Regions from separate parts of the Mus musculus genome. Here region 1 is linked to region 2. Evidence: chromatin loops called from intact Hi-C (ENCODE). Cell type or tissue: heart. All regions are shown on one strand. Each heading gives the region's core, and the rest is flanking DNA. Links, peaks and the distances in the headings are about the cores only.

Evidence for each region. Peaks named below come from ENCODE experiments on the same cell type or tissue, not always from the same donor. Only the 100,000 strongest peaks of a DNase experiment are listed, where the experiment ranks them.
Region 1: a loop joins it to region 2, with 12 times the contacts of the local background. A loop is called at or near these places in 26 of 42 quality-filtered maps.

The regions. Positions count from the first base shown.
Region 1 is chr4:57,010,138-57,025,667 of GRCm38, reverse strand. It overlaps Epb41l4b (erythrocyte membrane protein band 4.1 like 4b), which reads left to right. Exons shown (of 25, transcript NM_001355492.1): 20 at 1,232-1,330; 21 at 5,710-5,896; 22 at 8,737-8,814. Among named protein-coding and RNA genes, the nearest start is that of Frrs1l, 28 kb to the right of the region's middle. In heart, for the core only: a CTCF peak has its summit at 8,264 (motif pointing left); no DNase peak of the experiment used is centred there; H3K27me3 peaks cover 2,492 bases.
Region 2 is chr4:57,137,138-57,152,667 of GRCm38, reverse strand. It overlaps Epb41l4b (erythrocyte membrane protein band 4.1 like 4b), which reads left to right and starts at 9,512. Exons shown (of 25, transcript NM_001355492.1): 1 at 9,512-9,820. The coding sequence starts at 9,515. LOC108168956 reads left to right here and starts at 8,017. Exons shown (of 2, transcript XM_017320489.1): 1 at 8,017-8,062; 2 at 8,677-9,410. The coding sequence starts at 8,017. The coding sequence ends at 9,410. In heart, for the core only: a CTCF peak has its summit at 8,893 (motif pointing right); DNase peaks (open chromatin) are centred at 8,937, 9,857 and 10,437; H3K4me3 peaks cover 2,352 bases; H3K27ac peaks cover 1,559 bases; H3K27me3 peaks cover 5,442 bases.

The DNA of each region.
Region 1 (15,530 bases), core at 4,926-12,925, 130 kb after region 2:
AATACATTTTTAAAAAAAGATAATTAAAAAAAACAGTTTTAAATGAAGCCATTGGGTCACCATAAATGATTGAGGAAAAAATAAAAGGAAACTTTAATATATTTTTGAATGAAAAAAAACTAAAAGGAATAAAAGGAAAAAGAAAGGATAGGACTGCTCCTAGCTGTGGCTGTGGCTGGGGAGAAAGTTTATCGTAGATGTGCAGGAGAGCACAGCCAGGGGCAGGGACATCTGGGGGAGTCCAGAGTGAACATGACCTTGAGCCAGGCTCAAGGTGAGGAATGGGGGAGGGGGGAACTAGGTGCCTCAGCCAGAGGACAAAAGTACAAAGAAAGCAGATATACAAAATAGTTGGGTTATATAGGGAAGAGCAGCCCAGCTGGGTAGGGTAGGCCAGCTATACCCTGTGACAGGGTCTGACTGATGCTGGAAGAAGCTGGCAGCTAGGTCTGTTTTGATATGTTAAATAGGCACCTCTGTCCCATGTTTGAAACTGAACATTTTTACTTTTCTCTGTGTGTGTGTGTGTGTGTGTGTGTGCACGCGCGTACCATGTATAGGTGCCCCAAAAGGCTAGAAGAGAGCATCAGATTCCCTGGAGACATTATTGGTAGTCTTAGGATACCTAGCATGGGTGCTAGGAATTGAACTCAGGTCCTTTGGAAGAGCAGCAAGCACTCTTAACAACTGAGCTGTGTCTCTCTTTTAAAAAATATTCTCATATACATAGTATTAGATTATTTTAGAGAGAATCCTAAATTTCTTTTGATTATATATTTTCACCATATATATGTATATGCATATATATATAATCTCAGTATATATATATATATATATATATACACACACACACAGTATATAGCTTCACTATATACTATAGTTACAGCCATTGTGAGCTACCAAGTTATTGGGAACTAAAGCTGAGTTATTTATGGGTTTTTCTTCATTCCCCAGCAAGACCTAGCCATGACCCAAACCCTCATATGAGGTAGGAAGCTTTGGAGGCAAGGCAGTTTTATTTGGTACCTCACCTATTCTGGTCTCTATAATGTTTGCTTGTTTATTTGATTTTGAACTTATCTGTATTTGTAATATAATTTCAGTTATTAAGTTAAACACTAAGCCAAGAACAGTCAGATTTCTTGACCATCAGAATCAGTAAGCTGAATATCACCTGAGAAGCCTAATACAAGAGCATTACCATTTTAACAATTTTTTTCCCTATGTCTAGAAGCCCCATTCCTATCCGCGTGGAAGCCGCCCAGCCAGCTGTGGAGAAGCCGGAAATCAAGCCTCCCCGTGTGAGGAGGTTAACAAGGCAGTATAGTTTGTGAGTTCTGCGCTTATCTACCCCCTACTCGTGAACGTTCAGTTATAAACTCATTAGCCCTGCCACAGGCACCTTCTCAGATGGCCATCCCCCAAACTCCATTTAATTCCCATTTTGGTGTCACAGTGAGCACATTTGTCCTTTATCGACTGTGGTATAGTAAACTGTTTCCAGCATTCTGTGCCCGCCACCTCGCAGTTGCTGAGGATTGGGAGTCTGGCATAACCTCTCTGAGCTTCTCTGTTGGGTCCCCAAAAAGCTACAAATTATCCCGTTAAGGCCTTGGTCTCTCACACGGTTGCTATCAGAATCCATAGCCAAGGAAGCTGTTGGACCCCGGTTACCCTATGCTACTGTCTTGTAAGGTTTCTCTGTCAGAAAGCATGGGAGAGGCGGGATGAAAGTCGGTTTTACATAGCCTTACACAGAAAAGACATCCTTTCATTTTTTTGCCATATTCTGTTTATTGGAAACACATTGCTAGACCCAGTTCACACTCTGGAGGAGGATTACATGGGTGGCTGATTGCTAAGACAGGAACCCCCAGAGGCCATAAGAGAAGCTGCCGTCACACCCCATGGCGCCATAGCTAAGTGCTCAGCAGGCTCAGTCAAAGAACAGGAAGGAGGGAAAGGAGCTTCAGATGATGTCAGGCCCCACCCAGGGTTTTTCCCACTTAGTTCAACAAAACTCTTGACTCTGGTTCTAAGCATTGTCAGGTACTGGCAAAGTGGCTCTGACAATTCCCACCTGTCACCTCAACTTGTAGTCTCATAAAGTGCTGGAGGCGAAGACAGAGTTGTAAACAACAGCCCAGACAAGCCGGCTGAGGCCTGTAGGAAGGGCAGTGGGCTCAGCCGTGGGCTGGAAGACTGATGGCCATGGAATTCCCTTTTGGGCCCCAGCTGTGGCTCAGGCGACATGCCTGGGTGTGAAGCGTGTCAGAGAACTACAGAGGAATCTCTGGGCACAACGGGAACTGTGGGCAGTCTGGGGTTCTGGTCTGTTTGTAGCTCTGAGATCCTGAGAAACAAAAATGAATACTATGAACCAGTCTTTACTTCTTTTTCCATTTTCGTGTGTGTGTGTGTGTGTGTGTGTGCGCGCGCGCGCGCGCACGCGTGCATCCACACATGTATTTACAGGATGGGAATTGATATCAGGAATCCACCTTATTCACTGAGGTGAACTCTCTCAACCTAAAACTCACTAACATGGCTAGACTTGAACCAGCTCTGGGGGCCCCTGTATGTCCTTTCAGAGGAGGGAATTAATTACAGGCAGTGCACCAGGCCCACCAGTCATTTACGTGGGTTTCCAGGGCTCTGAACTCTGGTCCTCAGGCTGTGCTGCAAATGCTTCAACCACTGAGCCATCTCTCCAGTACCTTTCTCTTGTCTTTCCTGCTCTTTCATTTCGTTTCTTTCTTTAGAGTGAGGTTTTGGCGACCTCACCAATGCAAAGCAAGTGCTGTGCCGCGGAGCTACGTCTCTCATCAGCCTTCACGGTCTGTTCTGAGACAAGGTCTCCCTGTGTTGCCCAGGCAGACTTTGAATGTCTGGTCTTCTTGCTTCCGCCCTCTGGGTAATTGGGATTTCAGGTCTGTAACACCAGGCTTGGCTTCAAGTGCTTTTCCTTCATCTGTAAAGTGAGCTAGTGCCCACACTAAAGGATGGTTGGTTTGGGTTTTGAGGCAGTTTCACTGTGTAGCCCGGAGCCATCCTGGAACTCACTCTGCAGACCAGCCTGAACTCACAGAGATCTGCCTGCTTCTGCCTCCCAAGTGCTGAGATTTTGCAAGGGTCTGGCCAAAGGTTGTGTTTCTGAAAAGAAAGAAAGAAAAAAAAAAAAAAAAAAACAGTAGGGATTCAGGGTGCAAAGTGAAGGTTGGAGTGCATTGCCAAAGGCAATCCTCCAACAGCCAGCACAGACTGCCATTGGCTCCTTGTGGGAAGGCAAGGAAGACAGTGCTTACAGGTCGTAAGAGCAGGCACGTGTCACCTCACTAGCCTGGATGGGAAGCTAGGGGTGTGTAGCACCAGTGTGTCCAGGAAAGTCAGAATGTCTGGAACTCAGATAATGAACAGCTCTGATGATCTCTGGGGAACAAATTAAACTATGAAAATCTTCCCCGCTCCCTCCAGGACAAGGCCGCCCGGAGTTTATGGTCCCTTTCATTTCAAAATTCAAAACATATTGTCACCCATTCAGGATAGGCAATCCTATTAAATAATGACTAACCACAAGAAAGGAAAGATTTCTCTTAATCACCAAATTGGCTCTTGTTTAAAATAATAATAATAAGTCCTCTCACTTTTGCACTACTGCACTCAGCAAAAGAGTTTCAAGGCGCAGTTCTTCTCCACAAAACCTTGTTAATGTGTCCTGTAAGCCAGGTGTGGTGACACATGCCTGTAATTGCAATACTTGGCAGGTAACAGCTGGAGGGTCAAGAGACTACAGCTAGCCTGGGCTACATCCATAAGACAACAACATTTTATGAATTTATTGTGAGTTACCTCAGAGACTGAAGTAAAGCTGTTGACTTACTGAATTTTGAAAGTCTCCTCTTTGTCTAAGTTAAGACAAAAAGACTTTAAAACATATATCTATTTAAAATAGATATATTTAATATGTACCGATATTTATATTATATACTATATAATATATTTAATATTAAATATATATTTTACTATGAAATATATATTTAAATATAAATATATACACATATATATATATATATATATACCTGGAGAGATAGCTCAGTAGTTGAAAGCGCTTGCTGCTTTTTCAGAGGACACTCTTCATTCAGCTGTCTCACAACTGCCTGTATTCCAGCTCCGGGGGATCTGATGCCCTCTTCTGGCCTCTGAGGGTATCTGCAACCACATGGCATGTACATACATACAGACACAGAGAAATTTGTTTAAAAAATGTCTTTTAGAAAGAAGAATTTGGAGCTTTTCCTACTTTAGAGTCTTTGGGTTAACTTCCTACTATAGGAAGTGGGCTTTTTTTTAATGTCTTTTTTTTATTGTTGTTGGTGGCGGGGGAAGAGGGGGTTCGAGACAGGGTTTCTCTGTGTATCCCTGGCTGTCCTGGAACTCACTCTCTAGACCAGGCTGGCCTTGAACTCAGAAATCCGCCTGCCTCTGCCTCCTAAGTGCTGGGATTAAAGGCATGCACCACCACTTCCCAGCTTTTAATGTCTTTTTATGTAAAAATAAATAGTAACTCTAGTTTTAGGGTTAATGTTTTTACACGAGGATAAAAAAATATTCACCTCTCTCTTCTGCATAACTCACTGCATGACTAACTTTTTAAAAAATTAAGTGAAAACCAGGCTCGGCAGATGGCTTGTAAGTTCAGAGTCCGCACTGTTCTTTCAGAAGACTGGAGTTGGGAGTCCCAGCATCCATATCCTGTATCTCCCACTGTGGGGACCTGATACTTCTGGCCTCCAAGGGGACACATGCATGTATCCACACATATACCCATAAATAAAAACAAATAAAAGATAAATTTAAAAACCTGAAAAAATAAAGGGCTAGAGAGACAGTTCATGAGCTTGATTTCTGCAGCCTCGCAGGAATGTTCATCCTTCCAAGGCTACCATGACACTGTGATGTGAGTGTCCAGCTGAGGGTCCGCTAGCAGAGACGCAGCTAAGAAAGTATGGTATTGGTCATGCAATAGAACATTTCCCAACCTAAGAGAAAAGGGCATTTTGATGTATACCACAGCTCTGTGAGGTTTCAGGAATAGGCAAGATTCTGGAGACGGGGACAAGACAGGACTAAAGATTGCTGGGAGATGTGAGAGAGGCCCATGGGGAGTCCCTGCTCAGTAATCAAACAGTTTTGGTTACAATTGATGCAAGACTGGGGGATATAGAGTGGGATGGCTACACAATTGTGAAGGATGTCATGCTATGGAATCATTCCTTTATAAATGATTAAAGTAATAAATATATGGTGCACGCCTTTAATCCCAGCCCTTGGGAGGCAGAGGCAGGTGGGTTTCTGAGTTTGAGGCCAGCCTGGTCTATAAAGTGAGTTCCAGGACAGCCAGGGGTACACAGAGAAAGCCTGTTCCGAAAGAGAGAGAGAGAGAGAGAGAGAGAGAGAGAGAGAGAGAGAGAGAGTGGTTCACCACAATCACAGACACACACACACACACACACAGAGTGGGGGAGTGGCAGAAAGTCCAGCCCAGGTGTGTCTCCATCTTGGATCCTGTATGGTGGACATTGAGTTGGCACCCATTTGGAGAGCCCTGTCCTCTTGCTTTGCCCCGCCCCCGCCCCGCCCTCCCCGTGCCCCTCACAGCCTGTGTATTATTGTAATGAGCAGAGCTTCATGTGCTTTTAGTAACCGCAGTGATGAAGATGACCTCCCTCCAGACCTTGCTGAGGCAGTGGGAGCCACCACAGCCACAACCACAACCACCACCACCACCACGATGTCTGCCACTCAAGTTTCGGTGTCACTGGCGTCCCCCAAAATCCAGAAAGTCAGCTCGCCTCAGAAGTCAGAAGTCAAGAGCCCGCTGTCCCCAGGGGCCAAGGTATGGGAAAGAGGCCCAGGTGTAATACACGTATTGAATGAGCATTTACATTTTACATACTCAGTTGCATGCATGCATTGACAAGCAGTCAAACCAGACTGATAACTTAACTTAGTTGGTAGAGTTAAAGCCATGTATCTGATTCCCAGCACATATAGAGTAGGCAGGATCAGAAGGTCAAGGTCATACTCCACTACGCAGTAAGTTTGAGGCTAGCATGAGACTTGTTTCTAAGAGAGCAATGCCAACCTTAAATTGAAGAAAGTCAGGTTGGTTCCAAGGAAAAAATATTGATAATTAAAAATAAAAGTAGCAAAATATATTTTCACACACTCTGATCCCAAGATATGTGGCAGCCATTTATGAGAGACATTTTACAATAGAGAGAGAAAAAAAAACCCAGTGTGCACCGTGCTTTAGGAGACGCGTAAGGGATGCTTGGTGGTGATGTTGTTGTATATTGCTGTGTCTCCCTGGATGACTTTAAAGCCTGGTGTGGAGACATACATCTTTAATCTTGGCAGTCTGAGAGGCAGAGGCAGGTAGATTTCTATGAGGTCAAGGTTAACCTGGTCTCCTTAGTGAATTCCAGGACATCCATCCAGGGCTACATAGTGAGACCCTGTCTTGAAAACAAACAAACAAACAAACAAGCAATCAAAATTCTATCTTATGGGCTGGTGAGATTGCTCATTAACTAAAGGTGCTTGATATCCAGCCTGATGACCTGAATTTGATCCCCAAGACCTACATGATGGAAGGAGAGAACTGACTCCCAAAGTTGTCCTCTAATAACACACTCCCATGCTGCGGCATGTGTACACACACACACACACACACCAAATGAATGTAAATTTAAAGATAAAAAAGTGTTTTAAACCATCTTAAAATATCACAAAACTAAGGGGAGAGCAGTAGCCTCAGGTGCCTTTCTATACTGGACAACTTGGAGAAATAAAAAACATAGACATGTTCCCATCCATACCTCCCATTGGGTAAGGTGTGTTAATGGTTTGAAAATGGGACACATCACTCTGTCAGCTTGAAATTTCAGAAAATTGCACATGTGGATGGTGGTAACCGAGACCTTACGTGAGCCGTTCTTGCTTTTCTCCATGTGACTCTATCAATGGCCAATCTTTGGCAGTTGGTTCAAGTACCATTGATCCTGTTCCTGTCCGAGCACACGCTGAGCCAAAGATGCCTGTGATCCATGTAACTTCTCAAGGAAAGGTGTGTCCAGGGAACCGCTTCCCAGGCAGCAAGATGGGAGCCAGTGGGTTCCAGCTCCTGCTGTCACGCACCCGTGATAGCTTTGATAGGCCCACATCTTCAAGGCCCACATCCCCTGAGCCTTAGCTTCTCCTCCTTCTGAAGAGGAGAGGGCCAGCCTCGATGCTTAGATCAGTCAGGAAGCCTCACTGGGGCTCCTGAGGGCCACTGGATCCCTGAGACTTATCGGGTTCCAGGGTCACTCTTAGCAGCATCTAAACAGATCCAGGCCCATAGCCTGCATGAACGAGGCCCATCTTCCCTGATGTCCTTACCTCATATGTCTAAAATAGGCACAACAATGTGTTTGGACCCTCAGCATAGACTCGAGCAGGCTGAGGCCCTCTGGAATTCTATAGACTGTATCCTGGAATGTTTTTGTTTTGTTTTGTTTTTTGGAGTTTTGTTTTTGTTTAAGGTAGAGTTTTGCTGCATAGCAGGCTGGTCTGGTACTTAACTATTGTCTTAGTCAGGGTTTCTATTCCTGCACAAACATCATGACCAAGAAGCAAGTTGGGGAGGAAAGGGTTTATTCGGCTTACACTTCCATACTGCTGTTCATCACCAAGGAAGTCAGGACTGGAACTCAAGCAGGTCAGAAAGCAGGAGCCGATGCAGAGGCCATGGAGGGATGTTCTTTACTGGTTTGCCTCCCCTGGCTTGCTCAGACTGCTCTCTTATAGAACCCAAGACTACCAGCCCAGAGATGGTCCCACCCACAAGGGGCCTTTCCCCCTTGATCACTAACTGAGAAAATGCCTTACAGTTGGATCTCATGGAGGCATTTCCTCAACTGAAGCTCCTTTCTCTGTGATAACCCCAGCTGTGTCAAGTTGACACAAAACTAGCCAGTACAACTATGAACCCAGGATGGCTTGGAACTCATGGGAAATCTGCCTTAGCCTACTGAGTAGTAGGGTTATAGACGTGAGCCACCATACTGGCTTCACTGCCTGGAATCAGGACTCCGTCTTACAGTTTGCCAAGTGGGAGGCAGGCTCCTTTCATGTATCCCACAGATGGTTAAAGACCAGGCTGCAGTATTAGAGTGTGGAATGATAGCTACAGAATTCTCCCCAAAGCTCCAGGGCGCCCTCTCGTGGCCATCTCTGCGCAGGACAAAACATTGTCTGGAACTGTCTTCAGAGGTCCCAGCAACCCTCCTGCAGCCTCCTTCCCATTATTCTGCTGCTGGTCAACTTAGCTCCTTCAGGTCTCCTGGCTCTCCCATGAGAGATGGCTTCTTTGTTCTATTTATGTATTCTAGGGACTCTTTAAAGCATTTCCCCAGAACCGGGGATGGGGGTGGGGGAGTGATTTGTAGCAGGACAGATCCTGCACTTTACCCTACTTCTATCCATGAAGATTTCAGGGGAAAGTTGGGGTTCAGCCTGCCCATTTTGTACACCGCTGAGGGAGGAGTATGTCGGGGGTGGAGGTGGAGGTAGGGGTGGGAGGGAGTTGCACACTGAGCCGTTCAGGGCTAGAGAAGTGTACCCTTTTCCCTTGTGCGCCCTGCCATCTGCTCTGGGTATCGCTAACCAGGGCCCGTCTTCCTCCCTTTGCAGAGTCCCTCTGACCACGGAGGCTCCCTGACCCTGGGGCCAGGCGACTTGCTGATGGATTTTACAGAAGCTACCCCTCTGGTAAACTTCTCATTTCTCTAAAAGCAGAAAGGCCACCGACCACAGATGCGTCTGGCAGGGGGAGGGTGGACAGGCGGCCACTGCTGTGGGAGGGAGGGCTTCTGTTAGTCCTGGAAGCTCTCAAGGAGAGTCAGCCGGCAAGGGCTTCATCACCCTTTGGGGCCCTTGATGGAGGGGTGCGCCTTCTCCTCAGAGGGTAGCTGCAGGGGTCCCGCCTGCGCCTGGCTGCTGCTTCTCCAGCATAGCAGGGCTCCTTCATGGTTGGGTCTCAGCTTCCTGGCTGCCCGCCCGGGCTGTGCCCTGCATGCCCACCCATCTCTTGCTGTTGCTTCTGGCAATCCATCTGGTCTGAAACTCTGGTTCAAGGCTCTTCCCTGGCTTCCCACACCCCTTATGCCCCCACCACCACCATCTTTCCTCTGCATACAGGTCTTCTCTTAGGGATAGTGGCCCTCGTGGGACTCCTGCAGGTGAGAAAAGCCCCCCCTTTTTTTAGAGGACTGAGCCCTAAAGGGGTCAGACAGGCAAGTTCTCACTTCAGTCTCTGGCCACTGTTTACACACATAACTGTTTTGTGTGTGTGTGTGTTTTTTTTTTTTTTAAAGATAAGATCTTGTGTAGGCCAGACTGAGTTTGAACTTGCTATGTAGCCAGGGATGCCCTTGAACTTCTGATCCTCCTGCCTCTGACTTCTGAGTTCTGGAGTGTACTACCATGCCTGGTTTATGCAGAGCTGAGAATTGCACCCAGGGCTTCCTGAACACTGTGCAAGCACCTGCCAGCCGAGCTGCATTCTCTGCTTTCTGCTCCCCGTTTAAGAATCTTGTCGTTGGATCCTGTCCTGTCTTCCCTACAGCACAGATGTCAGGATGGCATTGTCTATCTCAGAAGTGTTATCAGGAGAGGAAGAAAAGAAAAGGAGGGAAACACACTCACACTCACAGAGAGAGAGAGAGACAGAGACAGAGACAGAGAGAAAGAGCCACAGAGAGAGAGATTGAGGCTAGAAGGCAACATGAATATATGTAAAGTATTATTAGATGCTACAGGCAAACTTGGAAATGACTACTGGCTAGGCTCAGTCATATCTCAAAAACGTTGAGCATAAATCATGGTCCACCTTGGGGTTCACATCAATCACCATTTGGGCTGTGAGGCAAAATATGAATCAAGTCAGAACCTATCTCCTGAGAGCTTTGTACTTAGTTATGGGATAGCTCCAGGTTAGAGGGCAGCTCAAGGGTGGCCAAGAAGTCGGGTTGATAAATGGCCAAGCACCATGTAAGCTGCACAGGAGATGCCCCGGGAAAGGCCAGAGGAAGAGTCATTGGGCATCAGCTTTAGAGGAAGGGCTCTTCAGAGGCTTTTAGGAGAGTCTGGGCTGACACAGCACTTGCCATTTCTACAGCTATCTCTTTTGCCTAGCAAGTTATGTTAGCCTAAGAACAGCTGAGAGCTGCCAGGGAGGACCCTGCTCTGGGGACCATCACAATTGAGCAAATGTCATGGTTACTCTCAGTCTGCTTGTTAGATGGGTTGCCAAGACCAAAGTCCCTTCTCCCCCGGCTGTCCAACAGAGTTAGCGTAACTGGTAGCTTTTGAGCAAGGCCTCGGCCGCCCTTTGCACAGTTACAGAAACTGAGTGTCCGAATAGGCAAAGCACACAAGACCACATGGGATCAGGATCCCTGGTATCTGGCCCCTCCCACTGAGTGCTATGTGCTGGGCTGGAGAAGATCTGGCCTCATGTTTGGGGAATTTGCCACTTTTAAAAAAAGAAGTAATTTCCAGGATGGGGAAGAGAACAGGGGTCATGGAAGAAGGTAAAAAAGTAGCATGCCTGGGTCAGGGGTCGGCAGATACATCTCCGCTGAAACTTCTTGTTTAGGAGTGCCTTGTGGAAGATGGAACCCCTGGCCGCCACCTGAGAACATCCTGTTCTGGGGGGCAGTCAGCCAGAGAGATCTGGGAACTCTTAGGGCGCATCCTGAGAATCTGTGAAGTAGAGAGCGGAGACAGCTATGTTCTGAGGACCATGTGTAGGGAAATCTGCTTACAGGAATTAGAAGCCAGGTAAAGCTATCCCTGTGAGTTAGGCTGACAGGTAACTACCAAGCTGTCCAGCTGTGCTGCAGAGGAAACCACATGCGTCTGTGTGAGTGGTTGTCCCCTGACTGGGACCACTGGATTTTAGAGTATGAAGGGAAGTTTGTTGGATAACTAAAACATGTCACCTAAGCATAATAGCACAGGCAGTAATCCAAGTATGTGGGAGGCTAAGGAAGGTTGCCATGAATACCAGTTTGGCCTGGGCTATGGTGTGAGTACCTGACTTTAAAAAAGGCTTGCACAATTCTATATTAGGGGCAAGCAAGCATGAATAAAGTATTAATTCACTAAGGAGTTTGGTGGCTCTAAGAACTATAGTCAATTTATTTTTAAAAATATATCATAACTCTTTGCAAGAGTAGTGGGATTCCTCTCAGAACCATGTGTCTGGTATATAGACTTGATTGCTGGTAGAATCAAAAGATCTTGGCTTAGATATTACAGACTTGGGATAGAAAGGAAACAGCGTGTGGCAGTAATTCCTTGAGATCTGCCAAATGACTTCCTCCTTCAGGGACTGTCACCCACTCTTGTGGGATACCTCTCTACATCTCTGGACAGCTCTGACTTAGCTATGAACTAGAGTCCAGGAGGCTTTATATATACAGAGCTGAGGTCCTTGGGCTGTAGTGAGACAGCTACTCAGGGAGGTCACTACAAAGGGTGACCTTGGAATGACCTGATGTTCCAGTACGAATACACAGGCTCTGCCGAGGATGTGTCTTGGCACCGTAGGCTCTGACCTTTTCTTGTTCCAAGTGAATATTGTTTCCATGAGTACCAAAGAGTGCAAGGGAGGAAAAGGGGACTTGGCAGTTTGCTTTTCCCTTTGTCGGGTCTCCTTTTATTTCTGCCTCTATAGAGCAGTGCCTGTCTCACTTGCCGTTAGACAGCTCAGAAAAGAGTGGACTCAGCTCCCAAGTTCCACTGTATCAGTAACTGTGTCCACTTCAGGGTCCCGGGCTTGAGGTTGGGGTGCTGCCGTGTAAGTACAGCCCGTGCCTGGCTTGTATCCGGCCTGTTAGTAGGAGTGGAGCTTTGGGACCGCCTCATCCAGCCAAGGCTTACACAGGGATATGCACTCGTTGCAGCTCACCCAGCAGGTTGGCATCAGGTTTGAGACTAGAACCCAAGCCTTACGGCAGGTGACAGAGTCAGGATGTATCTCTTTTTTTCCTAAGTGGTCCCTCTTCCTTTAAGCTTGCTGGGTCCCTGGACCTCTCTGCCTTATCTCCAAAGCCTAGACTTGGAGGAAGCTCTGGGATGGCCTTCAAGCCGTAACCCAAGTTGTAGCCTACAGCTGCCTTAATGAAGCATGAGAGTGGAGGAGAATGTATCCGCAGTCTAAGAGACTCAGCCTGCATGAGGCATGGTTTCTCAGCTGTCAAATCTATACTCTTTGCTTCTGATTGCTCTCTCTGGGTCTTTCTTCAAAAGAGGAAGGTTGTACTTTATCGGACAAGAGTGGTAAAATTCTCTGCTGATGCTTACCAAACAAAACAGCAAGTGACCTACCTCCTGGAGTCACCCACAAGTTCACAGCCTCTGCCTAGTTCCCATGTTTCTTCTGGCTGAGAACTTCTATGGTACCCCACAACCCTCAGGACAGCACTTGAAGGAAAGGAAACTGGAGAGAAAAGACCAGAGGTTCTGGCATTCATTCAGGAATGGTCGGTCGAGATTCTATGAGAACTAATATGGTATGACTGCCTAGCCTGGCCCAGTCTCTGTGAAATGGATTTCAAAGTCTTTAGGTAAAGAAAAAAAAAAAAGAGTCAAAAGTAGATTCTAGGCACACAAAGACCTGCTTCATATTGGGTCAGCTGGCCTACCTCTGGCTGGCAACAGGTGTAAACACCTCTCCCCTATGTGATCTTGAATCTTCCCTGTGGCTCTTGTCCCTCTCTGAGCTTTGCATCTTAGCAACTACTCATCTACAAGGCTACAGAGCAGGTCCAGTGTGTCCCAGCACATGGCAAGTTAGGGGAGTGTGGACATGACCGGGAGACGTTGCTCTGGTCTGAGGAAGGTCACATGGGACATGGGATCAGGCTCTAGTTGGGTGTCAGGACAGGGGCTCCAGTTGGCTCAACTGCTGAGTGTTTGTTTGGAACTCTGTTTTTCCAGGTGGGCTAGACCTGAGTCTCAAGTCCAGGCTGCCATCTATCTGCCTGTGACCTCATCATTGCTCCCAGGGTACAGGAGGGGTGCAGAGATGTCTGCTCGGTTCACTGCATTGCCACTCACAGATGCATCTAACCCACTCTTTGTATCTTTCATGGGGTCTTTGGGTAGATGGAAATCTCGGTTTGCTTTCACTTACTGGCCATCATTCTGTCCTGGGGTCATTCTGTCCAGGGACCAACTGCCTCCCTAGCTCTATTTGACTAAGGACTCTGGTCTTTCCTGCTCTTCAGTCCCCATTCCCAGCCTTGACCTGTGGAGAAGTAGCTGCTAGCTCCCTCTTTCCCCAGTGCTCAGTATTCTGGACTGTCTTTCCTTCTCTAACTGCCTGACTTTTCTCTTCCCTCCTCAAACTAGCAATGTCCTTTGGAAGCCTATGGGGGGGGGGGGAACACTCCCATTACATTTCCATTATTATTTATCAATGCCAAGAATCTTTCCATCCCCTCAAAGAATCACATTTTAAAGCTCAAAGGGCACATATGTATAATAGTGTAACAAATGCAGAGAAGCCCAAAGCAAGAAAGGAAGAACTAGGAGAAAAGCAAAAGAAATTGGCATATCCAAAGTATCCTGTGAGCCATGTGATTGATACCTTGTTCCTGCTCATTGGCTAAGAGTCAAGGGTGTGGAGATAGTAGGAGTCTGAGAACCTTCCTTTGCTTGCATTTACTCAGGTGACTGTTTAGGAAGGTCGGAAGTGTTGGAGCAATGGTCATCGCTTACCATCAAAGGCCAGTGCTGCACAAAACCTTAAGTCTTTCTTAATCACCATCTGTCCAGATTCTCACCATTTGGCGATATGGTATTGCTTGGTTATTTGTGACAGATTTTATTTCCTTCATGAAACACATGTTGAGTTCCCCGTTGCTATCAGTAAGAGCAGGGGCTTGTGTGCAGAGATATGTGTGGCACGTCCCCAGTGTGGTTGGTTCTAGCTGCAGCATGGGACATCCTGGGGTCAGGAAGCCAGCCAACCACCCACAGGCTTCATTGGGTAACTTCTTAAGCAGGTAGGATTTCTCCTGAGGAGCAAAGAGAGCAGGAGGAGGATTTTAAGTCGGCTGGTAAACCTTAACCGCAGGTGACTAATACGGATTCACTTAGCTTTGAAGAAAGGACTTAGAAACAGTCCACAAAGATGGGGTGGAACCTGGAGGGGGGGGGCGACTTTGCGGGAACGATTTCTGCATCTCCCAAATGTGAGTGTGAAGCAAAGCTGTGTTAGGGAGGTTATGGTCGTGAAAGCCCCCCCCCCCTCCCGCCCCCGCAGCTGCTCAGCTCCGAAGTTGTCAGAGGACAGAATCAGATAGCCGTGGAGAAGGAAGGAGGCTTGTCATTTCCTTGATCACTCTTTTTTAGTGAAAGCTACCCAGAGGCTGTGTTTTAATTCTCACTGTGGGATGCTGCCAAGTTTCCTGAGCTAAAAGATGCATGTGTTTGTTCTCTGGAGTGAGTGGTCCCTCCCTGAAGCCCACACTAACCCTTCAGCAGTCCTCTCTTCCTAACACTGAACGTCTTCTGTTTGCCATCCTCATCCTCTCTAAAACTAGCTTTTGTACCTTTGCTGGGCACATGGCAGTCCTCGGGGCCAGGGATGGGGGTGGGGGAGGGGGAGGGGGGAAGGTGCTGATATCCCAGAAGTGTGGCACTTTCTCCGCAATGCTTAGTGTGTCTTCCAGCTAAGCTGCAGGGCATCCCCACCTCCAGTAGGAGATGCCCAAACCTGGGCTCATGCGTGAGAAAAATGGGACCAGCTCTGCCTGCGTTTTGAACCCAGACAGCAGAGAGCCAGAAGGATAAAATCCTGACCTCTTTGCCTCTTAGCAGTGTAACTCTTTCTTGGTGTCCTCTCACTCCCCTGCACACCCTAAGCAGTCTCCTTCCTTGGCTGAGGGTGGGAAGGCACTGGGCACAGAAAGCAAACGCTCGCTCTCAAGTGTGTGGCCCCATGCCTGACATTGCTAACTCATGGCGCTGTTTGTGACTTGGCCTGGGCAATGCTTCAGAACCCTGGTGATGCTTCCTGGGGTGGGGGTGGGGCACTGCTCCCAGTCATATGCCCCTGGTACAAACAGAGAGTTTGGTTCTGCCATCCCTGGGCAGGGGGTTTGGTTTGTCTTTCTGCTCATGGTTTAAAGAAGAGAGGTGAAGACCAGGGAAGAGAGAGACAGAGAGGAGGGTAATTGGTGGGACTGGCAGCGAACAGTCCAGAGGCTAACAGCATCTAGAAAGCAGCCATGGGTGATGCTGGCTTTGAGTAGTCTGGGTTGCCAGATCAGTCTTGCACTGTGCTGTCTCTCTCCTTTGTCTCCCTTCTCCTCTCTCTCCTCCTGTCTTATCACCTCCTCCTCCCTATTTCTCCTCCTCTCCTGTGAGCAGGCAGAGCCCGCCAGCAGCCCCCACTGTGCACACTCTCGCTG
Region 2 (15,530 bases), core at 4,902-12,901:
CTTCACTCCCAGTCTCTAGCATGTCTTGAGTCACACTTTGTAGCAGAAGGCTGAGCCTAGCAAGTCTACCTCCAGGGCTCTTTGTAGACCTGGTGCCTGCCAGTGTTTCCATGGAATACATGTGACTCTGCCCACCTCCTTCTTTTCCTCCAGTTTCTTTCTTGGTTGGGAGTTGGTCTTTTGCTCTGCCAAATGCTGGTTGCTCTCAAAGACCACATGTGCTCAAGTGACACTGTAATCTTGCCCCGCCCCCATACACAGGCAAATTATCCCTGATTGATGAGGAAAGATGCCTACTGCCAATAGTTGGGCAGAAGAGAGACAGGGGGGCTCTTGGGTTCCTGGGCTTCAGGTCTGAGGAGACCAGGAGGAGAGAGAAGAAGGTGAAAAGGGAGAAGATGCCTTGGAGTAAGAATCTTAAAATAATAGTCGTGTGGGCTGGCTAATTGGAGTTAAGAGCAGCCCAGACGAAACATGGCAAATTATATAATGGGATTATTGGCTGGGAAATAGACATAATAGCATAGAGGATAGATATCTGCTCAGCTTTTGTGCTGATTAAGGTTTAATATAAATATAAAGGTTGTATGTGTCTTTTATTCAGGAACTAAATGGTCAAAGGAGGGGTAGAAACCCTGGATTGGGATTAAAAATATTCAACATTTCTTTCCTTGGCTTGCATAAGAACTTGGAAGTCTAGAATGGGGCCCAATGGGGAAGGTTGCTTCTGTGTCTGTGCCTCTGACCCCACTGGCTGTGTAACCTCAACATGGATTCCATTGGCTTTTTCCATTGGGAGCTCTGATTTGTAGCACAGTTCTCAAGCAGCAGCCAGCAGCAGCAGCAGCCCAGATGCTGAGGGCCTTCCAGAAGAAGGGTCACCTCATTTTGGACTAAGCTGACAGTAGCCAGGTAGATGATTTAACCAGGTGTTAAGGCCAGGGTCTTGCATATTGAAAGCCAGTCACAGTTACTTGGCTGTGCCCCTATCAAAGTCTAAGCTACAAACTTACAGCTTTCTTGCCCCAGCCTCTCAAATAGCTGAGATTAGAGGCTGGCACCTCTGGTGGTGATTGGAGGATTTTTGTATCTTATGATCTGGTCAGGCATCTGAAGGCTAATGTCAGCCACCAGGGACGCAGTACAAGAGTAACTCCTTGGATCAAGACCCATCCAATTGGATCAGAGGCAAGAGGAGATATTTCATGTAAAGGTGATGGGTGTGGTGGTGCATAAGCCTGCTTTGGCCAATAGGACAGGATGACCAAGTTACTCATGACTATTTAAGTTTAAATGAGATCAAATTAATATTTAGTACCTTAGTCATACCAGCACCTTCCCAGTGCTCAATGATTATTTAAAACTGGCTTGCAGGGCCAGATGGTGGTGGCACACACCTTTAATCCTAGTACTTGGGAGACAGAAGCCCACTTGTAGACAAGGCTAGCTTGGTGTACAGAGTGAGTTCCAGGACAGTTAGGACCAATTCCCCACCCCCAAAGCCCAACCAACTAACCAACCAAAAAAGGCTGTGGCTTGGGGTGGTGTCTGGTAGAAGCTGGCAAGTTGGCTCAGTGGAAAAGGGAGCTTGCTACCAAGCTTGGTGACCTAAGATTAGTCCCTGGGCCCTATAAGGTAGAGGAAAGAATCAATTCCCCCTAAAGTTGTATTCTGACTTCCACATGCCTGCTGTGGCACATACGCTAGTGAGAGTACATGAATACACACACACACACACACACACACACCACACACTAAACACATGTTTTAAAAGGTGGTGTTTGTTTGTTTGTTTGTTTGTTTGTGGCTGAGGAAATGACTCTGTAGTATAGGTAGTGCTTGCATGAAGGCCTGCGTTTGGATCTTGAGTACCCACATAAAAGTCAGGGCTTGGCAGCACACATCTGTAACTCCACCTTTGGAGTTGGGGGGACAGATCCGGGGAGGCTTGCTGGCCAGCCAGTCTAGCTGAAAACCTCCAAGCTTCAGGATCAATGAGAGGCCCTACCTCAAGGGAGGATGGTAGAGTGAGAAAGCAGGATGCCTGATATCCCTCTTGGGCTTCTACACATATGTGTATGGTGTGTGCACCCACACCACGTGCTCCCTCATGCATATACCATACACACAAACATGCATACACACATGCATACCTATACCACACACATACCACACACACCAGCACACCACACACACACACATACACACATACCCCCCCACACCACAGACACACACACCACCACACACACAAGCATGCATACAAACACGCACACACACAAACATGCCTATACACACACCATCACACACAACCATGTACACACATACACAAACATACCACATACACATACACTACACACACAACCATGTACACACACACAACCATGCACACACACACACACAAACATACACACACACACAAACATGCACACACACATGCACACCTATACCACAAATACACATACCACATGCACACATGCCAGCACACATACACAAACATATACACACGCACAAACATGCTACATACACACACTACTACCACCACCTACACACAAACATGCACACACACATGTGCACTTACACCACACACATACCACACACACACACACACACACACACCACATACACACACATACCACATACACACATCACCAGACACACATGTGCACACACCCACACCTCCCCCACACACCCCCACATTCACACACACACACACCCCAGTCTTTATTGCTGCTGAAAGTTTCACTGGACAGCACTGATATTATAATATCCAATGGTTGGAAAAGAAGCAGCAGAGGCAAAAAGCGTTCTAGGAAGGAGTAAACACTGTATGGCTACCACTCCCTATTGGAGAGAGAAGGGCACCTCATAAGACTCAGAAAGCTAAGGCAACTTTACAAGGCTTCTGTGCTCAGAAAGTTATACGCAGAAAACAGTTATGGAGGCTGGGGTTGGGTGGGGAGTGCCAATGATGCAGCTTTCATGAATTGTAACCTCTACTGAGGTGGCTTTGGGTGATGCAGTTGCCTTTGAATCCCCAATAAGGATCCCCTATAAACTCACTGCTCTTCAAGCTAGACAGGGTGGAACCATATTCTTTAGTCTGTCATCAGTCTCCTTTCTAGGATGAAAGACATGGTTCCCAGTGCCCAATGGTTCCCCAGCAAGAGTCAGACATCAGTAAGGGACCAGAGAGCTCACCAGAGATATCTAGTAGGAGTGACCACTGCTTGGATGACCTAAGAGCAAGGCATATTGGAAACAGGGAGGAAGCAGGTTGAGCAGGCACTATGTATAGTAAATGCCCTCTCTCACTCTCTGTACCTTGGGTTCGGCTAGGGGAGCCATCCTGTGGGAGCCATGGATGTTCCTCAATGTAGTATACATACCCTTCAGGGAAGAAATGGCTTCACTTAGGAAGCCCACATTCAGGCTACCAGCAGGCAAAGAAGAGGCACCATTTTCTTCCAGATAGGATCGCTTGTGTCTAGACCGAGGGCTAGATAGAGGGCCCAATCAAAAAGCTGCAGGACAGTGAGACTGTGTTTCAAGTGGACATTGTCTAAGGAATGACATCTACGGTGGGTGTTTGTATTGCGGACAGTGAGCTTGCATGTTGAGGCAGAGGTCCCAAGAAGGAAAAGATTGGCCAAAACCATAGATTTGGGTCCTTTTGTCGCTTCTACTTCCGGATTAAGAGCTTACGTTACTTATAACTGCTTATTTAGTTCTTCGAAATTCAGAGATGGGAGTTGTTAATTATTTGCCTGGGGCCAAGTTCTTCACAAACTGAATGCATATTTGAAGTCGTGTTTATATCCCGTGCTCAAGAAAGAGAACAGAGGTGCAAAGGGAAGACCCCCCTCCCCCCACCTCCCGGCACTCGTGAAATCATCCCAATCTTGATTCTGCCCTTAGATTGTGTTAAGTGATTTATGTATTTGTATATTTATACATTTATATCTCAGTCTACCACCATCTTCCTTTTCTTCAAAGTTGTATTGCAGGCGGTAGATTAAGCTTCGGGCAATGGCCAGATATAAGTACTTAGAACAAACTGTCATCAGAAATCTGTGTCTCTTGACTCTGCCTCTCGGTGTGTTGGCCCCATCCTCAGGGGTTCTCTATATGATGTCAAAGTGGGCCTATAAGAAGCAGTGCAAAGCCAGCAGATGCTTCAGCAATTTCAATGGAAAGAAACTGCTGCCTAAGCTCCACCCAGAGCTAATCTCCACCAGTCTGCACATTCCTGAGCCAGTGACAGGGCTCTGGAAGGAATGCAGCCCCGTGATTGGCCATGTCTGCTCACGTGTTCCCATACCTGAGGCAGAAGATGGGGTCAACTTCTTCTTGACTTGTGGGTCACCCCCCACCCCCCACAGAGGTCACATATCAGATACCTTGCATATCAGATATTTATATTACAATTCATAGCTAGCAAAATTACAGTTATGAAGTAGCAATGAAATAATTTTATGGTTGGAGGAGCTGTATTAGAGGGTCTCAGCATTAGGAAGATTGAGAACCAGCGTTCTAGACTTTTAAGCCTTTGAGTCAGGACAGAATGGTTCTATATGGTAACTCAAAGAAGCAAAACAGACATTAGCTTGGTAGAAACCACAGCTGTCCACGCTGTGAAAGGTTAAGCTGACACGTGGGAGCTGGGGAGAGAGCTCACTTGGTAAAGTGCTTGCTTGCACTCCAAGCACGGGACCTGAGTTTGATTTCCAGTACCCACATTAAAGAAAGTTTAAAAAGCCAGGAGTGGTAGCAAGTGCTTGTAACTCTTGTATTAGGGAGGTGGTGAGGAGGACCCCTTGGCTTCCTGGCCAGCCAACCTGGCCCAATCAAAAGGCTGCAGGACACTGAGACAGTGTTTCAAGGGGACATTGTCTAAGGAATGACATCTACAGTGGATTTCTGGCACGTGTTCTCATGTACACATCCACGAAAGAATAAGCTGATATGTATACAACATTTGCAAAATGGCTTTGTATCGTATAATAGTAATTTTATTCTTTCTATAACAATCCTTAAGGATTGTTATAGAAAGAATAAAGAATAAAATTACAAAGGAAGAAGTAGGGACGTAGATTAAAGTGCTATCTTGTCCTTTGCAGGGAGGAAAGAAGGCCCATGGGACTCAGGCACAAGTGTCTTGAGCCTCAATCCAGGAAACAAAGGATTGGGTCACATGGTACATTTCTAGACGAGCTTTAGGAAAAAAAAAGCTAAGGGTTATTTAATTAATGATTTGAGTACACTGGAGGGGGCAGATGTAGAGGAAATGTTAAGGTTTGTTGAGGGCGCAAAACTTCTGAGTAGAGATGGGAAGTGCTTGTGAGCTGAGGTCCTGGGCAGAGAGGTAAGGAATGAGCTGTAAAATGCAGATGGCCAGGAGCCCATGCTACGGGTTCTATTCTGGATGAACCAACACAGCAAGCGTTTCCCAACTGTGGGTCACGACTCCTTTGGGGGTGTCAAATGACCTTGTACAGAGGTCTCCTAATACCATCACAAAACATAGATGTTTATATAAGGATTTGGAACAGTAGCAAAATTACAGTTATAAAGTAGCAATGAAAATAATGTTATGGTTGGGGGGGGGGTGTCACCACAACATGAGGAACTGTATTAAAGGGTCACAGCATTAGGAAAATTGAGGATCACTGCTATACAGCTAAGATGAAGTCACTGCTATAACCCAGGAGAGAAAGTTAGCATAAACTCTCCTGAGGGTTGGCTAAGGTGGTTCTAGACAAAGATGCATGAGAAATACTGGTATCTTAGTCCACTTAGGGTGCTCCATCCAAATAGCACAAACTGGTGCCTTCATAATGACACAAATGTATTTTTCATAGTATCAGGAAGCTGAGAAATTCAAGATGAAGGCACCATCAGACTACGTGTTTGGTGAGGGCTCTATAGGTAAAAGCTCGCTGTGCCCTCCATGGCCAAAAGGGCAAGAGAGCCTCTTACAAAGACACTAATTTTTTTACAGAGTCCTCACAACTTACTCACTTCACAAAGGCCCTGTCTCATGGGTTTTGAAAGGACTCAGGCATTCCGATTCATAGCATCAGGGTTCTAAAGTAGTTTAAGGACCAAAAATGTCATTAAAGTGCGATGCACTGGGGAGCAGAGGATACTCTTGGTAAAGTGATTGTCACACAGCACGAGGACCGGAGTTTAATCCCTAGAAGCCATATAAAAGCCAAGCATGGCAGTACTCGCCCGTAACCCAAGTGCTGGGGAAGTTGAGAAGGTCGGATCCCTGGGACTAACTGGTGACTCAGTCAGTCTGAATCAGTGAGCTTCGGGTTCAGTCAGATAATTCGTCTCAAAAACTAGGTAGAGAGCGATTGAGGAAAACACCTACCATCAACTTCTGTACACATGTGCATACACAAATACATATACACCGATAGATAACGAAGGACGATACAATCACACACGCAGGCAGCTCTGTCTGTATTCCTTATAAAGGGGGTCCAAGAAAAGACTATCAGAGCCGGGTGTGGTGGCGCACGCCTTTAATCCCAGCACTCGGGAGGCAGAGGCAGGCGGATTTCTGAGTTCGAGGCCAGCCTGGTCTACAGAGTGAGTTCCAGGACAGCCAGGGCTATACAGAGAAACCTGTCTCGAAAAACCAAAAAAAAAAAAAAAAAAAAAAAAAAGAAAGACTTGAGGGGTTGCTTGTAGACTTGATAAAACAACAGACTTTAGGGTCTGAAAACAGCAGCTGCAAATGAGCAGCTGTTGGAACATACAGTCCTGTAACTGTAAAATGCAAGGTTGCTCATGAAACGTGCAAATTCTGAGGTTGAAATGTTGGTGACAAGAACCACTGTGTAGTAATGTCTGAAGACTTATTTCTCCTCCATGTAAGAGCTAAATGGGGCGAGATCCATCGGATAGCGGGGCCTGATATATTGGAATCTCCATGCAATTCAGCATGCCACTGTCAGAGGCCATTGGGTCTGACCGGAGTCACAAGTGTGGGGATCTGGGCTCGATAACCTTAATGGAGCCTGGAGCTCAACAGGAGAGAAGCTCTGAATAACTACACACTCAGATGATGCACACCAGATGAATGAATAGCGTTGAAAGCTGTGATTCTCCAAAGCTGCATCCCTTGTAGCGTGCCTGCCTTCCTATTTGGCTGACGTAGAGAACCACAGATACAGTGACTTAAAACAACATTAAAGCGTTACTTTGCCATGCTAGAGGCCGAGGTGGATCTTACAGGCTGAAGCCAGTGTTTCATTCCTTCTAGACTTCCTAGGGCATAAATCACCCTTTACCTTTCTTGCTTCTAAGCAGTGGTTCTCAACCTTCTTACCTAATGCTGCAACCCTTTAATTCAGTTCCTCATGTTGTGGTGACCCCAACCATGAAATTATTTTCATTGCTGCTTCCTAACTGTAATTATGCTACTGTTATGAATCCCTACTTCAACCTTTTTAACTCGAGCGTAGAACCAAGCCCACCTTTGCTACATACAGTGAAACACAACGATGCAAATGCAAGATGCATAGGTGGACATCTTGGAGTGGCTACTCTGCTGCAGCATTCCTGGAGATAGCCTTAGAAACTAGTCAGCTGGCCTGGGCTATGCCAATTTGTACATAGTTTCTGTTCAATCTTGTTGTGGGGGTAAAGGGCAGAGTGGGTATCCAATGGTTTATTGTGTAGATGCCATTTTACAGAGTAAACTGTCACATGGGTGGTCCCCATAATATCAGAGAATGAATTCGGGGCAGCTGTCAGACCTTGGGCAAGCATATTACAAACCTAAGTTCTAAATCCATCTAAGTGAACGGGAATGCATAGAACTGTCTTGGAGAGTTGGAATGAGGAGTAATGAAGATGCAAACGGTGAAATCTAAGACAATGCCTGGCTTTCAATAAATGTCTCTTTTGGAATGAGTCCTACATTCACCCCCTGTCTTCTCTGTGTGCTTTGCTGAGGTCACTGCTTCCCCAACTCTTTCTTAAACTGTCATTTGCTTGCCAACCATGTTACAAGCTCCACCAGTAGCTCTGGAGCCCAATGAGTCTGTATGTCAGTCTCTTAAGCTCTCCAAAGCTCAGTTTCCTCCTTTGTATGATCCAGGTAATAACCTGTACGCTAACAGGCTAAATTAAGACATATGGAAAGGGCTTACCGTAATGTCTGGCACAAAATTAGGGCCTGATAAACAGTAGTGTTATTCTCCCCAAAGGCCTGGCCTCCTTTCAGCTTCATTTCCCACATTCCTTTCTGCAACACAGGACAACTCACTTGTCTGTGGGCAAACCCTGAACCTGTGGGCATTGATTGTTAGCAATTCGCTGTCTCCAGTTTGCTCCATGTGCCCTATGCAATTCATTCTTATGTTCTGCTTCGCTTCCCAGGAGTCTGTCCAACCTTGACCAACCTTCTCAGTAGCAATAGCTTATGCAGGACCTTTCCTTAATTCTGGGCATGGGCGAGGTCCTTGAAGCAGGGTGTCTCCAAAGGAGTATGGAAAAGTACTTCCCCTCCTCGCAGGCCTCAATTTTCTTGTTTGGAACGGGTCCGTTGGACTGGCAGGTTAAAGCTCCAGCCAGGGTTGAGATTTTAAGCAGATAGAATTTCATTAAGTGGCAGGGACCTTCTAGGTCGCCTACTCCACTTCTGCAGAAGGAGAAACTGAGTACGGTTGGTGTTTTGTTTTTGTTTTTGTTTTTCTTCCAGAAAGAGCCGTGTTTTTCTTTGCCCTAGGGGTAAGACTTCCCTGGAAGGAGACAGTCTTATTTTCTTCATCTGGTCAAGCAGGAGGAACTCTTGGACTTCTAGGGGGTCCTGCGCGCCCGGAAACACGTGTGTGCTCACCTACGTGTACGCACGTGAGCGCACCTACAGCAGCAGGGGGCGCTCGGGCCGGCAGGGGGCAGCACAAGCCCGGCGCAGCCCCGGGGGAGGAGGGCGTGCTGCAGTGCCGGCGGCGGCGGCTGGAGGTGCAGCCCTCCCAGGTGGGAGGCGGGGGCTGCGGGCGCAGGAAAAGGCGCCCCGGGAGCGGGCGCTCGGCGGGGGCCTCCTCGGGCCGGGCGCGGCGCGAGTGGGAGCGAGCGCGCCGGGAGCACGCAGGCGCTTTGCTCCGGCTGGCCCTCGGCCGGCGCGCGGCGCGGGAGCAGCCCGCAGCCGGGTCCCCCCGCGGCGCTCTTCGCGGGGCAGCGGCCACGCAGCAGCCGGCACCGACCGACCGCCCCAAGCGCGCGGCAGCGACAGCGGCGACAGCAGCGGGACGGTCCCCCGGGCCGCCTGTGCGCGTTCTCTCCCGCGCGGCTACTCTCGGCGGGCGCTGGCCCGGCCGACGCGTCCCGCGGGCGGCCGGAGCGCGGCGGCGGCCTCGGCTGGGGCGGGAGCGAGCCCCGGGCCGCAGCCCGCGGGAGGCGGCGCGGCGCGGCGGGCACTGACGGCGGCGCCGGGCGCTCCCGGGCGGCGGCGCGGCGGCAGCGCAGGGGGCGGAGGCAGGGGGCGCCCCCGGCCAGGATGCTGCGGTTCCTGCGCCGGACCTTTGGCCGCCGCTCCATGCAGCGCTACGCGCGGGGCGCGGCGGGGCGCGGGGCCGCCGGGCTGGGGGACGAGCGCGACGGGGGGCCGCGAGGGGGCCCGGCTGCCGCCGCCAGCTCCTCGGTGCTGCCCGCCGCGCCCGGGGGCAGCGTATTCCCGGCCGGCGGCGGGCCCCTGCTCACCGGCGGCGCGGCTGTGCACATCTCCGCCTCGGGAGCTGCCAAGGCCACCCTTTACTGCCGTGTCTTCCTGCTCGACGGAACCGAAGTGAGCGTGGACCTGCCGGTGAGTGACGCGGCGCGTGCGGGGCACTAGCAGCCTGCTCTGCTTGGGTCAGAACCCCCTGTCCCAGTCTTTCTTTCTCTCTGGGAAGCTACCCGGGCTGTTTTTTGGGGACCCCTCCCCCATCTTCTGCCAATCTTCCCCAGCCATGAACCCTCCCAGACCACCAGCCCGGGTATGCTCTGGGGCCCAGTCTTTGGCACCTTGCAACCGCAGGGTTGCGGCGCCCTTCTTTGGCGACCACCTAGGATTTTTGTGCCTCACTCCTACCCCATGCTATCCCATGCACACGTCCCTACGTCCCCTCCCCTTGGCGCAGGTGGCTGGCATTCCCTGCCAATGTTGGCCTTCGGCTGCTGGATTGAGTAGAATTTTTCAAGCGACGCAGGGCTGTTCCGGGGTATCCCGCTTTGGGTATCAGGCCTTGGTGGAGAAGAAATCCTTGCCTGCTGCTCAGCAGGTGCCCCAAGTTTGGGAAGAGGCTTAGGGAACAGTTTTGCCGCTCTGCCTTCTCCCGATTCCCCGTGGATGGCCCCCATAGGGAGCCTATCCCAAAGTGCTCCCTGGCTCACAACCTCGCAGGGAGTGGAGCGACTTGGGAGCCAACTCAGGCCAGGTCCGCTTTGAACGGAGAGATAAGCCTTGGCGTGCTGGGAGTTGGCCCCGGTCCCCTCTGGACTGGCCTACCCACTCTCTCCCACACCCGGCAGTTTGCGTGGTTCGTTCAGGGCATCCCGGGGTGGCAGCACCAGGGCCTGCGTCCGGTTCACACACCCACAGGTGGTTGCACCCGGGCCCAGTTCCAGTGGCAAGCTAGGCCAGCGCCAGTGTCTCCGACAGGGAGTCCAGCCGCCAAAAGAGCCTTTTTGGCCGAAGGGGCCAGTCAGATCCTATCAAACGCTGCACTAACGGGCGCCCACTGCGCTGCGGCAGACGGTGCCTTCGGGAATCTTTGGGCATGACTGAAGACACCGCAGTAATTGAGCTTTAGATGAGTTACAGATTGTCCGGAGTGTTTAGGCCTCCGGACAGTCTGTAACTGGGTGGTAGGAATTCGTTGGATTTAAGGAGAGAACACTTAACCTGTAAGGGTTTCAGATGGGAAAAATCAGCCTCGCTAGCCTAGGCTCTAATGCTGCTTCCTGTGGGTTAATTTGGAGACAGCTTCAATTTATGGTAGTTTCATTTTTGTGGTTCCTGTGCTCTATAGGAGAGCATTTTGTCACAAAAATATCCTCGCGAGGCCTTTTCATAGAAAAGGTGCCAACATTCCCCAGCCCAAAGCTGTTGTCTTTTAAAAAGCATGCATGTCACCGCTCCCCAAGAATGAGGCTCGCCAGCTCTGATGCAGAGAGGCAGCCTGCGAGTCGGGGAGCAGAGGCTAGGTGAGTGGGCAGCTTGGGTTGAGAGAGGCTGTGGCGCAGTTTGCATCTGGCAGAGGAATGATACCCCCGGGAACTTTGTCGGTGCTCCCTGCCTGGTAGTTTTCGTGGCTGTTCCCCAGGGATAATTGGCTTATAAAATGTATTGCTACTGTCAGGTTTGTGCGACAGGCTTAAGTGGTGTTTCTGAGATGAAAAATTGCAAACGGAGTAAAGTGCCTGTGTGCTAAAGAGATCCAAACAGGTACACAAACGAACAGGTTGGGAAGCTGACTGACTGCAGCTGGTGGGGTCGTGGGGGATGGGAAGAGTGGCCTCCTAAAAGGCTTCTCCCCCCCCCCCTTTTTTTTTATAAAAGGGCACAGAAGAATTCCTCCATCTCGGGTTTCCTTCAGATGGTAGATCTTTTTGATGTTTTTTTAAAAAAAATGTGTGATTTAATGAACCTCAAGTTTTATCTATAAAAACAGACATATGACCATGTCCATAGACAAATAAAAAGCAAATCAACGCTGGCTATGTCGTGTAAGCTCTCGGGGAGGAAAGATGGAGAAGAATTGCCAGTGAACATGGCTCATTGATTTAAAGATTTATTAGATATTGGAATCGCATCAGTAAATCTCCTCCACTAATCTTCCCAGATCGGAGTGCTGGTTCCTGTAATTAATTCTCCCAGTTACAGCGGTTTAGCGCCAGGCCGTGGCTCCCCTGTGAATCTGGCATTTGTGCTGTTCCACTTTACTGGATTCCCTTTCTGTGCCTCCTTCTAGGCATTTGACCCCACGGGTGCTTGTTCTGTCTCTGGATTTTTACTGCTTTCTGGGCTATGGCCTTGCCTGGCTGCTTGTCACACAGATAGGATTTACCTTTGACCTGGTACCCCTAAGCTTCCTTCTATATTGGATCCCTTCCATAAAGACTCAGGGAACTAGCCAGACTAACTATGTCTCCTTTGTAATTAAATCCCTCTGGTAGATTCAAGAAGTCCTTTGCTCAGTGTACAAAATGGTAAAGTATTGTCATAAATCTTTTATATTAGCTCCTCTCAGGACAGACACTTGTGTTCCAGGATGGCCTCAGACACAGTGACACACTCAAGTATGACAAGGCTGTGGCACTTACTCACCCTTTATGGGGTGTCTCAAGTGTGCTGAGCCACTTACTGTAAACACAAAGGTCAGGGAGGAGTGGCCTTGAGGCTCTTGGAAGACACATTTGGAAGTAGGAGAAAGGATGGGCAGGTGGGGGGTATAGGATGTAAGGTGGGTATCGGGAAAGAAGGATTTCCTGAACTTTTTGATGTTTGAAATGGAAGTAGGTTAAATCTACTGTTACTTGGCAGAGCCATGGTCCAGTTGTCATAATTAATCAAAGGAGAACCCACTGCCATTTTCCTAGTGAGTCCCCTCCCAACAGACTTGGAGTCTGGTTGGATGAATCTGCTAGCATGCCTGGATGTTCTGGGTCCTTCAAGTAGAGAGTGAGAGCTTTCTCAACACCGAATAAAAAAATGAACGAGAAGGTCTCACCTATAGTATACAGTCCAAAGTGGGCTTGGTACACAAGCCCAGCTTCCAGGTAACACCAACATTGCCACCCTGGGCCATTTCTCTGCAGTTTCTCTTCAGAAACCCCGCCCTCTCATGAAGGGCACCTCCCTCCTATTAGTCCAGCCATGCCCAGCCTTCAGGTGTGGTCTGGTCTGAGGGAGCCAGGCACTTTCCTTCTATGAATGCGTCTGCAGATCCCACTGCTCGGTGTGCTTGGCAGCAGCACCCACTGTTGACTCATATTTAGCCCTCTGTTGACTAAATCCCTGGCATGGCTCTTGCTCTGGGCCCCTCCGCTCAGCCCCGCCTCTGTTGCCTGCGTGAGCGAGCGAGTGTATGTGTATCTTTCAGCAGCCCCGTGTGCAAAGCTGCTGGGACCAGTGGCTGGCCAGTTAGCACTCCCGCCATGCCTTGCAGGGGAAGGCTGGTTGGCCAGTGTAGCATTTGGCACAGTTGCTCTCACTGGATCTGGAACTTGGCATCGACTCACTAGGGTACTGTGCAAACGCAGAGAATTTCAGTGTTACTTTATAGCCCGACTGCCACACTAGGCCACTTGGGCTCTGAGCGTTGGCTTCCCCGTTTTGTTTGTTTGTTTGTTGGTTTGTTTTTAAATGGGATGAAATGATTAAAAACAAATTAGAATGCTTCAGTAAACAGCAAGAATTGCTAGAAAGTCATAATTTTGTGAACGTCTCGTCCTTTTCTATGGAATGTGGAGAAGTTTATGTATGGACTTTAGGGGAACAGAAGTGAGCCATACCAGCAGGCTTACCCTCGACTAGCTCTTGTTTAGTGGGCTTGGAAGCTGGGTGCTGTATGAGAAATGCTTTTTTTAAAAAAAGCTTCAGCCGGGCAGTGGTGGCGCTCACCTTTAATCCCCAGCCCTTGGGAGGCAGAGGCAGGTGAATTTCTGAGTTCGAGGCCAGCCTGGTCTATAGAGTGAGTTCCAGGACAGCCAGGACTACACAGAGAAACCCGCCTGTCTTGAAAAACAAACAAACAAACAAACAAACAAACAAGCTTCACTTTGGAAGAGAAAAGACACAGGACTCTTAGGACTGGTAGAGCATACGTGGCACAGCATAAAGATCATATTCCTTATTTAGGGATTGAGAAAGCACATCTCCATCCAATGTATATATGGGTGAGTGAGGCCAGGGGCCATAAAGTGACTTCCCTGTGGTCACTCCCTGGAGGGCTGGAATGGCGCACACAGCAAGCTAGGTTGTAGGATGCCTCCTTAAGTCCCGCTTGCTGGCTTGTGCGCTTGCTGTGGCTCGTCTTACCTATGCAGAAAGGGTGTGTGTGTGTGTGTGTGTGTGTGTGTGTGTGTGTGTGTTATTTTCCTCCTCAAATATTTGCAGGGCTCTTGGGGCTGGAGAGGCTTCAGCAGTTAAGGACACTGACTGTTCTTCCAGAGGACCCAAGTTCAATTCCCAGAATCTGCTTTGGCAGCTCACAACTGTCTGTAACTGTGGGTCCAGAGGACCCACGGCACTCACCTGGCACACAGTTGGTGCACAGACTGTATGGCAAGCAGAATATCTATACACATAAAGTAATACGATCAAAAATTGCAAAACAAATCCACAGACTTCACGCCTGGCATTCCAGGTTCAGTATTTCAGGGAACCAAGTTCCTGAGTGTTCACAGTCCTCCACTGCAGGTGGCGCTGACTCCTGTGTCCCTTCACATTCTCTAATACACTCTGTCTCTGGCGACAAGCAGAGGCAACTGCCTTAAACCCAGGGTGGGTGTGCTTGTATATGGTGGCCTCGAGGCAGTCTTTGACCTGGGTATTGGCCTGTTTTTGCTAGAGTGGAGTGGAGGCTGGGCTGGAGGAGGAATTGGATGCCAGCTACACTGTGGCAGTACTCCAGGTGAAGGGTGAGGAGGGCATCCCTGGGAGAAGGGGCAGAGGGCCCTGGGGCAGTTCATAGATGGAATCAGGTGAGCATGTGGGGGAAGGGCAAGGTGCCAGTGTGGAGTATGCATGGGTGATCGGTTTCCTTGGCCCTCCATTGTGGGAGGGAAGAACGAAGGAGCAAAAAGGAACCCTCCAAGGTCTGGCTGCCTCAGCTGCCTTGCCTGGTCCAGGCCGTCTCATATAAGTAGATCTTGGCGAATGACAGCTCTGCAGCCCTTGCCCCGCCCCTCACCAGACTGTCCCTGTGGGTTGTGAGATTGTGTCGTTTCTGTAAAGTGTGCCTTTATTATGAAAGGCAAGCTGAGCTGGGAGTGAGTGAGGTGAGTGGTAGGCACCCTTCCCTGGTGGGATGTGGCAGAGACTGCCTGAAGCTGGTGCCACACTGGGCAGTGTGAGGAAGGGAGGGGTGTGGTTGGCGAGTGGGGGTTCCCCTGATCTCTTCCAGGACCAGTAACGTGACCCTCCAGAGGTACATGCTCTGAGCAAACATTAACTTGCTAAATATTTCCCATGTGTATAATCTCACTGAATCTTGCCCCTGGTTTTGAAATAGCAGAAGGCCATGGGGATGAGTTTTCCCCTTACCTACTTGTGTGAGAACTTAGAAAACTTCTACCCTGGTAACCATAGAAATCCTCCTCCTCCTCCTCCTCCTCCTCCTCCTCCTCCTCCTCCTCCAGTATGTGTCCTTTCTACTGCTGGACCTCCTTGGCTGGCTGGCTGCAGACATCCACTTTAACTACCCAGTGACAGCTTCTCAGATTTCGTGAGAGGTCGGAACCTCCGGTGACATTGTGCTATGTCTCCATCTGTACTTTTAATCTTTGTGTTCGTATGAAAATGTGTATTT